Regions from separate parts of the Homo sapiens genome. Here region 2 is linked to region 1. Evidence: chromatin contacts called from ENCODE Hi-C or POLR2A ChIA-PET data. All regions are on one chromosome and are shown on one strand. The core of a region is the stretch at or near the end of the contact, and the rest is flanking DNA. Distances in the headings are between cores, read along the strand shown. Region 1 overlaps IL12RB2 (interleukin 12 receptor subunit beta 2). Region 2 overlaps MIER1 (MIER1 transcriptional regulator).

Region 1 (6,355 bases), core at 1,067-3,566:
GTGGAAGAAGCCACCAATATGAAAAAGAGATGACCTTGCCTCAGACTTCACCGAGCAAAAGGAAGAAATCAGATGGAAATTCCCTTCTTTTTCCACCATGAAAACGTTCAAACTCCCCCAACCAATTCCCTAACACAGCACTGTTAATGATGTCCCAGTGGATGAATCATCCCTACTTCCATCACGGTCCAACTCTTTAGCTAGAGTTCTGGACCCCGCTCCCTCTTGCTTTATCAAAGACATCTCTCCAGTCATTATCCCCACCTTCCCTGTGTCATTAATTTCTCCTTCTCTGCTGGACTCTTTTCATCCCCTTGCAGATACACTGTATTATCTCAGATCCTAAAAACAAAAACAACAAAAGATTGATATCTCTGCTCTTCTTCATATAACTTCTTGAAAAGAGTTCTGAATTATCATTCCTTCCTTCCAAGATAGGTGCTGAGCTTAGAGGAGAACAAGTGAAGGAGAGAAGGGTTTAGGGACTGTTACTGAATCTTAAACATAACACTTTCCTGTTAGTGAAAGTGTCTGATATAAATCTCTTTAGAAGAGAAAAGAATCATTCTCAAGCCTCAAGCAAAAAGACACAAATATGATGCTTTCGAGTATAGCTAGCTTAGGGGTCAGCAAACTACGGCCCATGGGCCAAATCTGGCCCTCTGCCTGTTTTAATACATCCTGTAAGAAAATGGTTTTGATAATGGTTGAAAAGAAATCAAAAGAAGAATCCGGCCGGGCGCGGTGGCTCATGCCTGTAATCCCAGAACTTTGGGAGGCTGAGGCAGACAGATCCCAAGGTCAGGAGATCGAGACCATCCTGGCTAACACGGTGAAACCCTGTCTCTACTAAAAATACAAAAAATTAGCCGGGCGTGGTGGCGGGGTGCCTGTAGTCCCAGCTACTCGGGAGGCTGAGGTAGGAGAATGGCGTGAACCCGGGAGGCGGAGCTTGCAGTGAGCCGAGATCGCACCACTGCACTCCAGCATGGGTGACAGAGCCAGACTCCGTCTCAAAACAAACAAAAGAAGAATCCTTTTTAGTGACATGTGAAGATTACATAAAATTCCAATTTCAGCATACATAAATAAAGTTTTGTTGGAACACAGCCATGCCTGTTTGTTTAGGTATTGTCAATGGCAGCTTGCATGTGACAATAGCACATTTAGCAGTTGCGACAGATCGTATGATCCGCAAAGCTGAAAATATTACTATCTGGACCTGTAGAGAAAATGTTTGCCAATCCACCAAGCTTGACTGTTATCAAATGTTTGCTATCCAAAATAATCTCTAGTATTTAATTGTTCACACCTATCTTATCTTGGCAATATTTTTAAATTACAAATGAGTGCATGAATTTCCTAGCTTCTCAATGTGGGAAGAGGTGGCTGCAGCTGGTAACTCTTCATTTTCTCCCCCTTTAGGGATTATTCACCCCTCACCCTTGCTGTCACCATGATGGGGGAAGGTTTCTCCTTTACCACTCTGCCCCTCCAAAGTACGAATGAACATGCAACGATTCCTTTGTTAGCTGTAATAGAGTTGAGCAAGATCACAAACTGCAAATAAGACTTTTTAAAATGGCGGATTAACAGACAGAGACATATTGGTAACATAGCTCTAAGGAATAGCTGATTAATCAGTATTTTGGCATCTCTTCCTGGGTGTTCTAAGTGGTGAGAGATCACCTTCCCTCAATACCTGTGCATGTTCTCAGGCATGTCTGGACACCTTGAGCTCAAATTCAAGAATGTTTTCCCACTACAAGGAAAATGTGGCTGCTCTCTTCCCAGTGTCACTATCAGGCCTGCCTTTGATGGATGCTGATTTCAAGACTGTTCTCTTAAACACAGCAAAGTAGTTTCTTTCCTCCTATCCCTTACTTTTCGGTCATTTAAAAAGTGTTTTTCAGTGATAGGAGCTGAATTTAATGACATAGTAAAGGGCCCTATGGAGTAAAGGAAGCCCTAACCCACTGTTCAAATGATATAAACAACTACACCAATCCACCCGGAGATGTTACATTTCTCTCAATTTTGAGAAGCAAAGGCTGCAAAAAGGCTGACTCTGTTGTAGAGTCATTCACAGTTTTAGAGAGTACCTAAAAAAAAAAAAAAAAAAGCTTACTATTAATTTTTTTTAAATGCCAAGTTACATATGAGTACACATTGAAAGGGTTAAAAGGAAGACGTGTTAAAAAAAATTCACACCTTTTACGTTTACATCAGTTGGTGTTTCATAAAGAAACTGATGACAGAAACAGCGGGTAAGGGGTGAAAACCAAGCAGCCTAGAGTAAGAGAAAAAAGACCTACAACAACCCACAGAAAAATCAAACATAGAAAAGGGAGATTCAGAGACAGAAAGGAAGCCAACAGAGCTTGGTAAAGGTGGTGTATCTCAGAGTATGGGTTTCTCTCTTTATGAATACCTTCAGTGACTGAATAAGCCAGCTTCCTAGGTTCAATTCATAATCATCCATGAGTTCATAACCATAATGAGTTGCTATACTCATTGTTATGATGGTGGTTTATTTTATAGGAAATAAGAAAGTTACTGTGCTGCCTTGAAGGAATTTTAATTCAAAAGACAAACACTTTTTAAAAAAGAAAAGAAAAACCTTTTCACACATCTCTAACTAGGTCATTATCATATGTGAGTAAGAATGACAAGAATTCACAAGCCCAGAGTTTCCCTAGTTTATAGTTTAGCTTAATGTGATATAACTTAAATATTTTTCAGACTACTTACTACCTTGAACTTGGATATAAAATATAGCCCATTTTCAGAAGTTTTATCTGTACCACATATATAAACAAAATCTAATTCATGAGATAGTCTTTAAAAAAATTACTTTGACTATATATAATAAAACGATATTATGAGTAAGCTCTGGATTATAAAAGTAACAACCAGAGGGCAAGTGGTTCAACATTAAGAGATTTTATTATAAAATGAGTGGTAATAAATTATCATTTGTTGGATAAATTCACTTTTAGACAATTTTTAAAATATATTCTGTAATCCCAGCACTTTGGGAGGCCGAGGCAGGTGGATCACCTGAGGTCAAGAGTTCGAGACCAGCCTGGCCAACATGGTGAAACCTGTCTCTACTGAAAATAACAAAAATTAGCCGGGCATGGTGGCGCATGCATGTAATCCCTGCTACTTGGGAGGCTGAGGCAGGAGAATCACTGGAACACAGGAGGCAGAGGTTGCACTGAGCTGAGATTGTGCCACTGCACTCCAGCCTGGGTGACAGAGCAAGACTCTGTCTCAAAAAAAAAAAAAAATGCAATTAATACAAGAAGTAAGGAAGAATATAAGATTATTCTATGAATCATATATTAGGTATTATATTCTGCTAAAGGCCCTTCCGTTCCTTGAATGTCATTGATGTATGATTGCTAAGGATCATCAGTTATCAAAAGCCATTAGTAGCTCACAGAAAATAAATGCAACTTAATTATGAGGCTAGTTTACATGCACACATATCCATAAATTTCACAAATAAGAATTTAGATTTTGCACGTTAATGTTACAAAAGCTCCAGATAATGAACAATGGATTATATGCCAAAAAGTTTTTCTCTGAGTCAAATTTATATAAATTATGAAAGACTCTCTACTATATCACTAAATGAGTGCATTTATTTATTTATTTATTTATTTATGAGATGCAGTCTCGATCTGTTGCCCAGGCTGGATTGCAGTGGCACAATCTTGGCTCATTGCAACCTTTGCCTCCTGGGTTCAAGTGATTCTCCTGCCTTAGCCTCCCGAATGGCTGGGATTACAGGCACGCACCACGATGCTTGGCTAATTTCTTGTCTTTTTGGTAGAGATGGGATTTCACCATGCTGGCCAGGCTGGTCTCGAACTCCTGACCTCGTGATCTGCCCACCTCAGCCTCCCAATGTGCTGGGATTACAGGCCTGAGCGACCATGCCGGCCTAAATGAGTGCTTTTAAAAACTAATATTCAGATGGCTATTTCTTGTGTCTCCAAAGATTTAATATTGGCATAAAGTTTACATAGGCATTTTTGCTTCAATAAAATATTTTCTTATACTTCAATAACATTCCCTTCCCAATAATTACTAAAAAAGAAAAATTCATCAGACTGAAAAACACATTTGATATCCTTTTCATAGTTATGGGTGGCCAGGTGGTTCTCATTTGTGCAGTAAATATCAAAGGCTTGAAGTACAGTGTTATAATATTTGGACAAGAGAGGATTGCTGGATGCTAAATTTTATTTTGAAATATGTGTCTCCAGAGCCTACTTTCTTTCAAGCTTTCCATATGGCTTATTGAGCCACATTACTTTTCATAGAATCAAAAATATAAAACATATGAAGCTTTAACAAGAAATGAGATTAATTACTGGTTATAGCTCTGTGAAATAAGTTACTGAGATAGTAAGAGAGATAAGTTATAACCAAGCATTATAACCAACATGACTGATAGCAAACAGGAGTAGAACTTACCCAATGTTAAAAATTTCCTTGCAACACAAACATATTTCCTTGAACAGTTTCAGCACTTAAGTTAATATAAAAATTAACTTGTTAACTAATGCAGTCATGCTTTTTGATTCAGCACCAGTAGTTTAAAGATTCTATTCCAAGGAAATCATTACATCTTCCCCCCTCTCTCCCCTTTATTGCTCCCCGATAGGTATGTATATTTTGGACATATACCTTCTTCTGGTGTTTGTGCTCTCAATGATTCACTCCAATCACTCCAACTTCCCTTATAAAGATGTAGCTTAGAGGAAATCTGAAATTCATATTCTGTAAATGGTTTCAGATCCAGCAAATCATGTCTTCCTTTGGCCTTTGTAACATTAACCTTGAAACAGACATTTTTTTAAAGTGCCTATTAATACTAGATTGCTAATTTAAGGAATTTTAACATAAAATGAAAAAAAAAAAACCCAGGCTATTTGATCTTATTTGTTTTTCAGACCTACCATTAAATGAGAAGAAATATCAGTGACTGTCTTACCGAATAGATATGATATTAATCTGAAATGATAGCATCTCATTAAAAATAAAACAAAATCTCTGGGTACTAAGAACCCATCTATGTAGGTTCTCGAGGGGAATCCTGAAACCAGCTGAAAAATAAGATTGAAAACTACAAAGTTTCTACACTAGAGATTATTTTTTATTTGATTACAATTAGGATGTGATGAATGTTTTAACACAAACATAGCACTGGCTTTTTTTTTTTTTAAAAAAACCCTTTAATTAGTTATACTCTCTTGAATATCAGCTATCTGTGGGACTGATCCTTTGTTATTATAAGCCATTGAATTTTACAACAATCCCGGAAAGAATCATAATCCTATACCTTTTATTTTAAAACATGCAATGCCTAATATTATATTAAATTGTAGACCTTTTCTTTGGAATATTAAATTCTATATAACTCTCTGTGGACATTTCTTAATATTTCTCTTTTCAATATCTTTTTTAAATGCTAAAAAATAATAACAGGACAGGGTAAATAATAAGGAGAAATGAATCCTCTGTTAGAAATAAACTATAGAAAATTAATATTGGTTTACAAAAGCTTTAAAAATTTCAGAATCAGAGATCAAAATTCAAGATATTTCTTAATCAACAGAGGCATACATGACTTTCTGATAATTCTCTCGTGTGTACTTTTGGGATAAATATTCTTAAACTCTATTTTTTGCTGTATGAAAAGACAGAGGTCTGCGCAGCAATATTAAGAATGCTTCAGTGTTTTTTCCTTCACTCTAAAGATAATTACCATATTCCAGAGCCTGCTGTTACTGGGCCGATATCTGAGTCGATTAAGCAGTACCAGTCCCTCATCTCTCCAATAAAGGGTACATCTGCTCACAGAAGCCTTTTGAAATTTGATTCTAATGTCCCACGGAGGAAGAGGCCTCACTAGTAACCAGGACAAACAAAAAAGTGTGGTTCAGGATCTGTGATCAGCAATTGTCTTATGTACTGGCATGAGCTATAAAGAGTTTGACAAAACTCAGTTCTGAGATGCACAACCATCAAATTTGGTAAAATATACAAGAGAAAAGTTCCAGGCTTTAAGAAAGAACTTTTTTAAAAGCTGGATTCACTTCTGAATCTTTAAAATAATCCCCCTTAATCAAATCTCATTTTCACCAAATAACTACTACCAACATTAGTGGTAAGTTTCAACTACACTTAGTCCAGTGGTTTTTCAAAAACCAATGTGCCAAACCCAAGAGTTCCAATGACTGAGAAGCCAGAGACGGCTAGTGATGACTGCCTCAGGAGGAGAAGAAATGTTCGTAGGAAAATTCATAGCAAAGGGACAGAGGAAAAGAACAAGGGGGCG
Region 2 (6,558 bases), core at 1,544-4,043, 350 kb after region 1:
TGGTCCATTAATGTGTAACCCTTCAACTTTTACTTCCTCTTTGTTTAATATTTCACCTGGTCCATTAGATGACACTCCTAAGTTGAAAGAAATATAAATGAAACCACAATTAGAAAAAAGTTAAATTTGCAAACTATTATAAAACAGCTTGTAGTTATTGTTATCAAGGAAGCAAGGTATCAAATACATAGTCTAAATTCTTGCTCTATTACTTATAAGCTATGTCGCCTTAGGCAAATTATTTACTCTTTCTGTATCTCCATTTCATTACATATATACAATGAAGATCATAATAGATATTCCTCACAGGGTTGTTGTGAAAATTAAATAAGTTAATAAATGTAAAGAACTAAGAACAGAATTTGGCATATGTTAAAAGCATATTAGGTATATGTGACAGCAAACAAGCACTGGATCCAGCAGTCTAACTAAGCTGAATTAATGGAAAATGCAGTAAATTACTCAGATTTAACAAAAGGTTTTCAACATTCTAAAACCACGTAAAAGCAAGATGAATGCTCTTTCTTTAAAAAGCTTGAGTAAACTGCCATATAAAAGCAAGATGTCATGACTTTTTTATTCTTAATGTAAATCTATGGGAACTGTACTTTAAAAGATCACACAAGGCTGGGTGCAGTGGCTCACGCCTGTATTCCCAGCACTTTGGGAGGCCAAGGCGGGTGTATCATGAGGTCAGGAGTTCAAGACCAGCCTGGCCAATAGGGTGAAAACTTGTCTCTACTAAAAATACAAAAATTAGCCAGGAGTGGTGGCGTGCACCGTCTCCCAGCTACTCGGAAGGCTGAGGCAGCAGAATCACTTGAACCCAGGAGGCGGAGGTTGCAGTGAGCCGAGATTGTGCCACTGCATTCCAGCCTGGGCGACAAAGCGAGACTCTGTCTCAAAAAGAAAAAAAAGATGATCACACACTATTTACCTAAGTAGACTTAAATAATCTGTCATAATGTTAAAAAACTAATGCCGCACTATCCAAGCATATACTTGAAAGTGCTAAATTATTTACTTAAGTAAATACAAATTACTTAAAAAGTAAATACAAATTCTATAGTAGGTGAGAAAAGTAAAAGCAAAATTATTCTAATAAAAGAAAACAAAAGTTCATTTTAGAGTTGACTGTAAAATGGAATGCAAATTTTGGTGATAAGAAGTAAAATATAGGGTGCATCACTGAATAATTACAATTTAATTGCTTGAAAAATATTCGGCATAAAGGATGAGCCTCAAATACTGTATTCTGATAGAAGAAAATATTCTATTTTGACCAACTCAATGCACTCAAATCATGAATGCACATGGGGATTATGCATCATAATATATTGAAGAGAACAATTCTGTAGGAACAAGTCCAAAAAGCTAGCTGACGACTGTGATTAGGTCAAAAATAACTGTAAGATTTCAAAGTACTAATTAAAGCCCCATATAAAAAAGTAATATAACATTGGGATGAAAAGTTCCTTCCTTCCTTTGAAAAAGCTGGCAGTTTTGACTGTACGTAATGTTGAGTGGCTTTTGAGCTACAAGTAATTTATAAGTAACTTATGAACACTTTCCTAGCCTAACAGCATGTTCTCATCAAATAGTTTCTTAAAAAGGAAAAGAAAATGATTTGGTGTTAATATGTTAAGAACAAACAGGAAAAACAATAGTAGTACCAACTGTCTGCCTCCCTTGAGCCTATACGGTTAGTCCCAAGGTCAGAGTCTCAGCATCTTATTCTACTTCAGAATGGACGTGACAAACATTAGACATCAAGTCAATAAACCTTCTTGGACCAGGACATAGTTACTGGGCCCTAAGTTTTGTTTGTTTGGTTTATTCCTAGAAGTAGTGAGGGAACAGAGAGGGGTCATGAAATGAACTAAGCATATACACTCCAGCAGGACCAATGTGAGACCAAAGGTCAGAAGAGGATCAAGGCTTTCACAGTGTTTCTCTTCCAGTTTCTGTCAGGAAGAAGTCAGCTCTTCACTGGTACTCTCCTATCACCAGTTTCCTCAGAGGAGCTGGGGGTGGCGCTTATTACTTTCTTCTTGGAACTCTTTTACTTAAAAAGACCATTTAATCAAAGAAGAAATCAAAATAATTCTCTGGCTCTTACTACTGATCAGCACAGTGATCTCTGGTCCACTGTATATTTTAAACGGAAACACTATCTGAACCTCAAACAATTGGTATGCCTTTTTCTTCTCTTTTTCTTGGAGAGAAAAACAAATATTTCTGTAGAATATTAATATACAGGTTGATACCGGCTTTATCTTTTCTCATTATTCAAGGTTATTATGCTATCAAAGAGAACTTAAATATTCAAAACAGTGCACTTGTTACCTTACATCAAGGTATTTTGCAATGATCTGTATATCTCATGTGAAACTGCAGGGTTTTGACCTAAGAGTTAACATAAATACTTGTATCTAGGCATCAACCCAACTAGACAAGACAGGAAAAGAGATGCTACTGAAAAAGAACAAATTTCTTACAAGAAATAGTCACTGTTGACAGTAGGCTTTATTAAAATTACTTTTTAGTGATGTCCAATCACTTTGTATTCTGTTAGTATATATGTATGCTGATGTTATGTTTGTCTCATGTGTTATCATTTTTTACTTTCTGCTCTGGAAGTTTAATAGAAACCCAAACGGAATTTCCCAAGTCACTGCAAGAAAGTGTCCCTTATTATGAAGAAAGAGAAATGTTTCTCTGGTTGCTTACCATTTTGATTAGCAGTGCTTACAGTGCCATCTTCTTTCTCAGACTGGCTGTTACTACTGTTTGATGCAGTTGGGGGAGGGGATGGTGCTCGACTAGATGCAGCACTTTCACTTTCGTCTAGAAGACGATCCATGTAATCCCTTAAAATTAATAAAACAATTTTTATATTAAAAAGAGCTGAAAATTAAAAATTAGTTGAGGTTAAATTCAGAAGGCTTTCTTAACAAATATATCCTAATATTCACTTAACATTCATTCCAGTGCTTCATCTATCATACCAGGATCTGAATATTTAAATGAAAAGCTCCTTTTGGTTACATGTTTATAGGAAAAATGCATAACGGCTTTAAAGTAACAAATTTTAGAGACCCATAGGAAATTTTAAAGCTTGTAAAGTTGTAGGCAGGTGCTCAGAGTGGCCCAACTAGAACTGGAAGATCTCTTAACTGAAGTGATAGGGGTGATGTCTAGTAAAAGTACAAAAGAATTTCTGTACAAACATAGATTGAATTTTAAAGCTCCTAAAGGCGATACCTAAAAGACAAATTTGAGCCTAACAAAAAGGACTGATTACCTCCTAAAACCTTCCTGGATATTTTTGGTATTATATTTCTGCCAGATCTGAGCTATAAGATGCTAACTAAATTCCTGGGATTATCTGCTGGTTTTATCCTGTCACTTTCTCATTGTATGTGAGCTCATTTCTTCTCTAAATCATTCCTGAACTACGTAACTGTGGTTAAGTGACATTGGTGAGCAGATCTGGGATAGAGATTTGTCTCTCTCAGGTTTAGTGTATCACCTACAAAATGTAGATAAATCATATGTCTAACACACATGGTTATTGTATTATATATGTACATAAAAATGTTTCATAATCCAAAAAGTGCTACTAAACCACTAGAATAAAAGTCAGCCAACTATAGCCTGTGGGCTGGCCATCTGTTTTTTGTAAATAAAGTATTATTGGAACCCAGCCACACACCTTTGTTTACATAGTGTCTATGACTGCTTTCCTGCAACAACTGCACAACTGAGTAGTGTGATTAAGTCCTTTCTTACTACAGAGCATAAAATATTTATTCTCTACCTGTTACAGAAAAAGTTTGCTGATACTAGATACTGCACTAGAATTCCCCAAGGTCAGGAATTTTTAGTCTACTTTGTTTATACCTGCACCACTGGTACCTAAGTTGTGCAAGGCACAGAACAGAAAGAAACTCAATAAAATTCTAATTGTGTTATTTATCTTAAAATTCCTTCAGCATAAGTATGATAGAAATATTAAGACAAATCTCTTAGAATTTTGTGAGCAGGGTAAATAAGAAGGAAACAGTGGAAGCTCTGAGGAATTTTCTGAAAGTCTGTGTTAATAGTCTATAATATGCTATTAATTGTAGTTATCTCAACCTATATGGTCATCACTGTCTCCTAGGTTATAGGGATTTAACAAATATAGGGATGTGATACCTGACTTCAAGAAACTTCTAATAGTCTGAGGTATAAAACTAATACATATCTCAGAAATGTATATGACCATGACCTATGCAATTTACATTCTATGCCTTATTTTCCTCATCTATAAATGAAGGGAATTCAATTAGATGGTCTTGAATACCTATAAATCTATATAGAATTAAATTAGATGGTCTTGAAGACTTCTTCAGCTTTATGCTACTCATCATAATTATAGAAAAATTACATAACAAATTTGAAGCACACAGAAATAAGTGTGGTGAGTCCCAAAGGGACTTCAGGTGCTAAGGCTAACAGAAGACACATGATGAGGAATTGTTGGAAATAAATACGTTATAGTGGGAATGGATAATATGAAGGAAGTTAAAAGCCAAAGCAAGGCCGGGTGTGGTGGCTCACGCCTGTCATCCCAGCACTTTGGGAGGCCGAGGCAGGTGGATCACCTGAGGTTGGGAGTTTGAGACCAGCCTGACCAACATGGAGAAACCCTGTCTCTACTAAAAATACAAAATTAGCCGGGTGTGGTGGCGCATGCCTGTAATCCCAGCTACTCGGGAGGCGGCGGCAGTAGAATCACTTCAACCCGGGCGGTGGAGGTTGCAGTGAGCCGAGATTGCGCCACTGTACTCCAGCAGCCTGGGCAACAGGTTGAGACTCCGTCTTTAAAAAAAAAAAAAAAGCCAAGGCAAAGGAAACAAGAGTTGATATCAAAATTATTTTTAATTTCTGGATATAGTCATAATTCTGTGAAAGGATAGTAATTATTATTATCATTGTTTCCTAAAGATTAATAGCATCCAGAATATTCAGGAAAGGGCAGAATCAGACAAACCATCCAGAAAGTTGAAGCAGCATTCAGGTAATCAAAGTTATGCTGAGTTAATGTTTAGTTTTTGGAAAAATTATTTGGAAAGCTGAGTATTCTACAATGAAATCTCCAATAAGGTTCCCAATTCTTCCAGGTAGTAAATAGGGACAATGTGTAGCAGAATCTTTCAAAGGCTGTTTGTAGGCAGAAAAGGGGAAAATGTGTTTCATCCTGGTGAACAAATGACTTTCAGGATAATGTGCTCTGAATTATGGATTTTGACCTAAAAAGAAGGATGAGAAAATTCACTCAAATTTCTCTCTAAACACATTAGCTTAATGTTTTATGAAGTCACTTAAAGTGCAGCTATTAACAGAAAGAGATGGTAATGGAAGCAAACCAGAAAAATTTATCCCCATCTGGAAAGAAATGTAGTTTGGTCACTGCTTCTTACAGAAGACATAACACAGCTAAAAGGGAAGAGTCTCAGTAAAAAAGTATGATTCTTTCAGTTAAATAAACTTTATAAAAAAAAAACAACCCAGTGGGGCTACAACTGAAGCCTACAAAACCATGGTATTCCTGCCTAAGGGAAAAAACACATTAGTTCACGTCATACCATTATACCAGGTGACCACTATTAAGATATTGTTTATTTTTAACTGTGGCCACTCTACCTAAAGAATATTTAACCTTAAGAGTCATTAAAGTTACAGATAAAAGTATCTTCAAAAAGTTTTCAGAAGCTATGGGGAGATCAATAGAGAAATTAGAACATTTGGTGGCACATCCCTACCTAACCTGTTGATCTTGACATCACAGAGGACCAACTAAGCCAGCCCACACTTTGGTGATGCTTTCTGAAAGAGAAAACTGGATGAACCATGGGTCTGACCCAGCATGGCCATTCTTATGTTGTTACTGCTGATGATTACAGACTGAATGTAGCTCACGTGTGAACATTATTTCTGAAATGGTTGAAAAAAATAAAAGATGTTACTATTGCTTTTCCCTATATAATACCTTGAAAATCATGACTATTTTAAGATATATCTGCAGACTAGATGCTGTATCTAATTCTATATTATTATGCTTGAATACTACCAATGGAAAAAAAATTAACTATAAATTTAACATTAAGCAATTAGATAAAATTTGCAATACTGCTATTTATGAAATTCCACTTTAGCAATCACCAGCTTTGAATAATGGGGGATGATGTACACACTCCATTGTCCCATGATTTCCAAGGGTGAATCATACCCATTTATTCTCTTTCAGATTGTTTTACTGTGGGCTTTAGAGCATTTGACCTTCTAAGGAAGTGACCAGCAGAGATACCTACCTATAAATGAACTTGATCAAGAAACAGTGCAGTTTAGGAGTCTGAAGAGCAAGATCAAATAAACATACAAGCACATCTTTTTTTTTTTTTTTTGGAGATGGAGTTTCGCTCTGTTGCCCAGGCTGGAGTGCAGTGGTTTGATCTCGGCTCACTGCAACCTCCGCCTCCTGGGTTCAAGCAATTCTTCTGCCTCAGTCTC

Evidence for each region. A loop is a pair of places that touch in the nucleus more often than their neighbours do. ChIA-PET counts read pairs that join two places held with the same protein, here RNA polymerase II (POLR2A). Pooled maps may share reads with other maps.
Region 2: a loop to region 1 is called in a map of GM12878, with 2.5 times the contacts of the local background. The contact joins two enhancer-like sites. A Hi-C loop is called at or near these places in 1 of 168 maps with a recorded cell type or tissue (GM12878), 27 of 37 single-sample maps with no recorded cell type and 14 of 50 pooled maps. POLR2A ChIA-PET finds 5 or more read pairs at or near these places in 1 of 52 experiments (activated naive CD4-positive, alpha-beta T cell).

The regions. Positions count from the first base shown.
Region 1 is chr1:67,329,157-67,335,511 of GRCh38, reverse strand. IL12RB2 (interleukin 12 receptor subunit beta 2) reads right to left here. Exons shown (of 17, transcript NM_001374259.2): 7 at 5,783-5,925; 8 at 4,702-4,852. Among named protein-coding and RNA genes, the nearest start is that of IL12RB2, 24 kb to the right of the region's middle. Within about 2 kb of position 2,316, at least 4 of the 41 ENCODE cell types and tissues checked have a DNase peak (open chromatin) inside an H3K27ac peak, as active enhancers do.
Region 2 is chr1:66,978,091-66,984,648 of GRCh38, reverse strand. It overlaps MIER1 (MIER1 transcriptional regulator), which reads right to left. Exons shown (of 14, transcript NM_001077700.3): 13 at 2,731-2,870; 14 at 1-77. It also overlaps a transcript of SLC35D1 not described here. Among named protein-coding and RNA genes, the nearest start is that of MIER1, 56 kb to the right of the region's middle. RefSeq lists silencers at 1-76, 64-113. Within about 2 kb of position 2,793, at least 9 of the 41 ENCODE cell types and tissues checked have a DNase peak (open chromatin) inside an H3K27ac peak, as active enhancers do.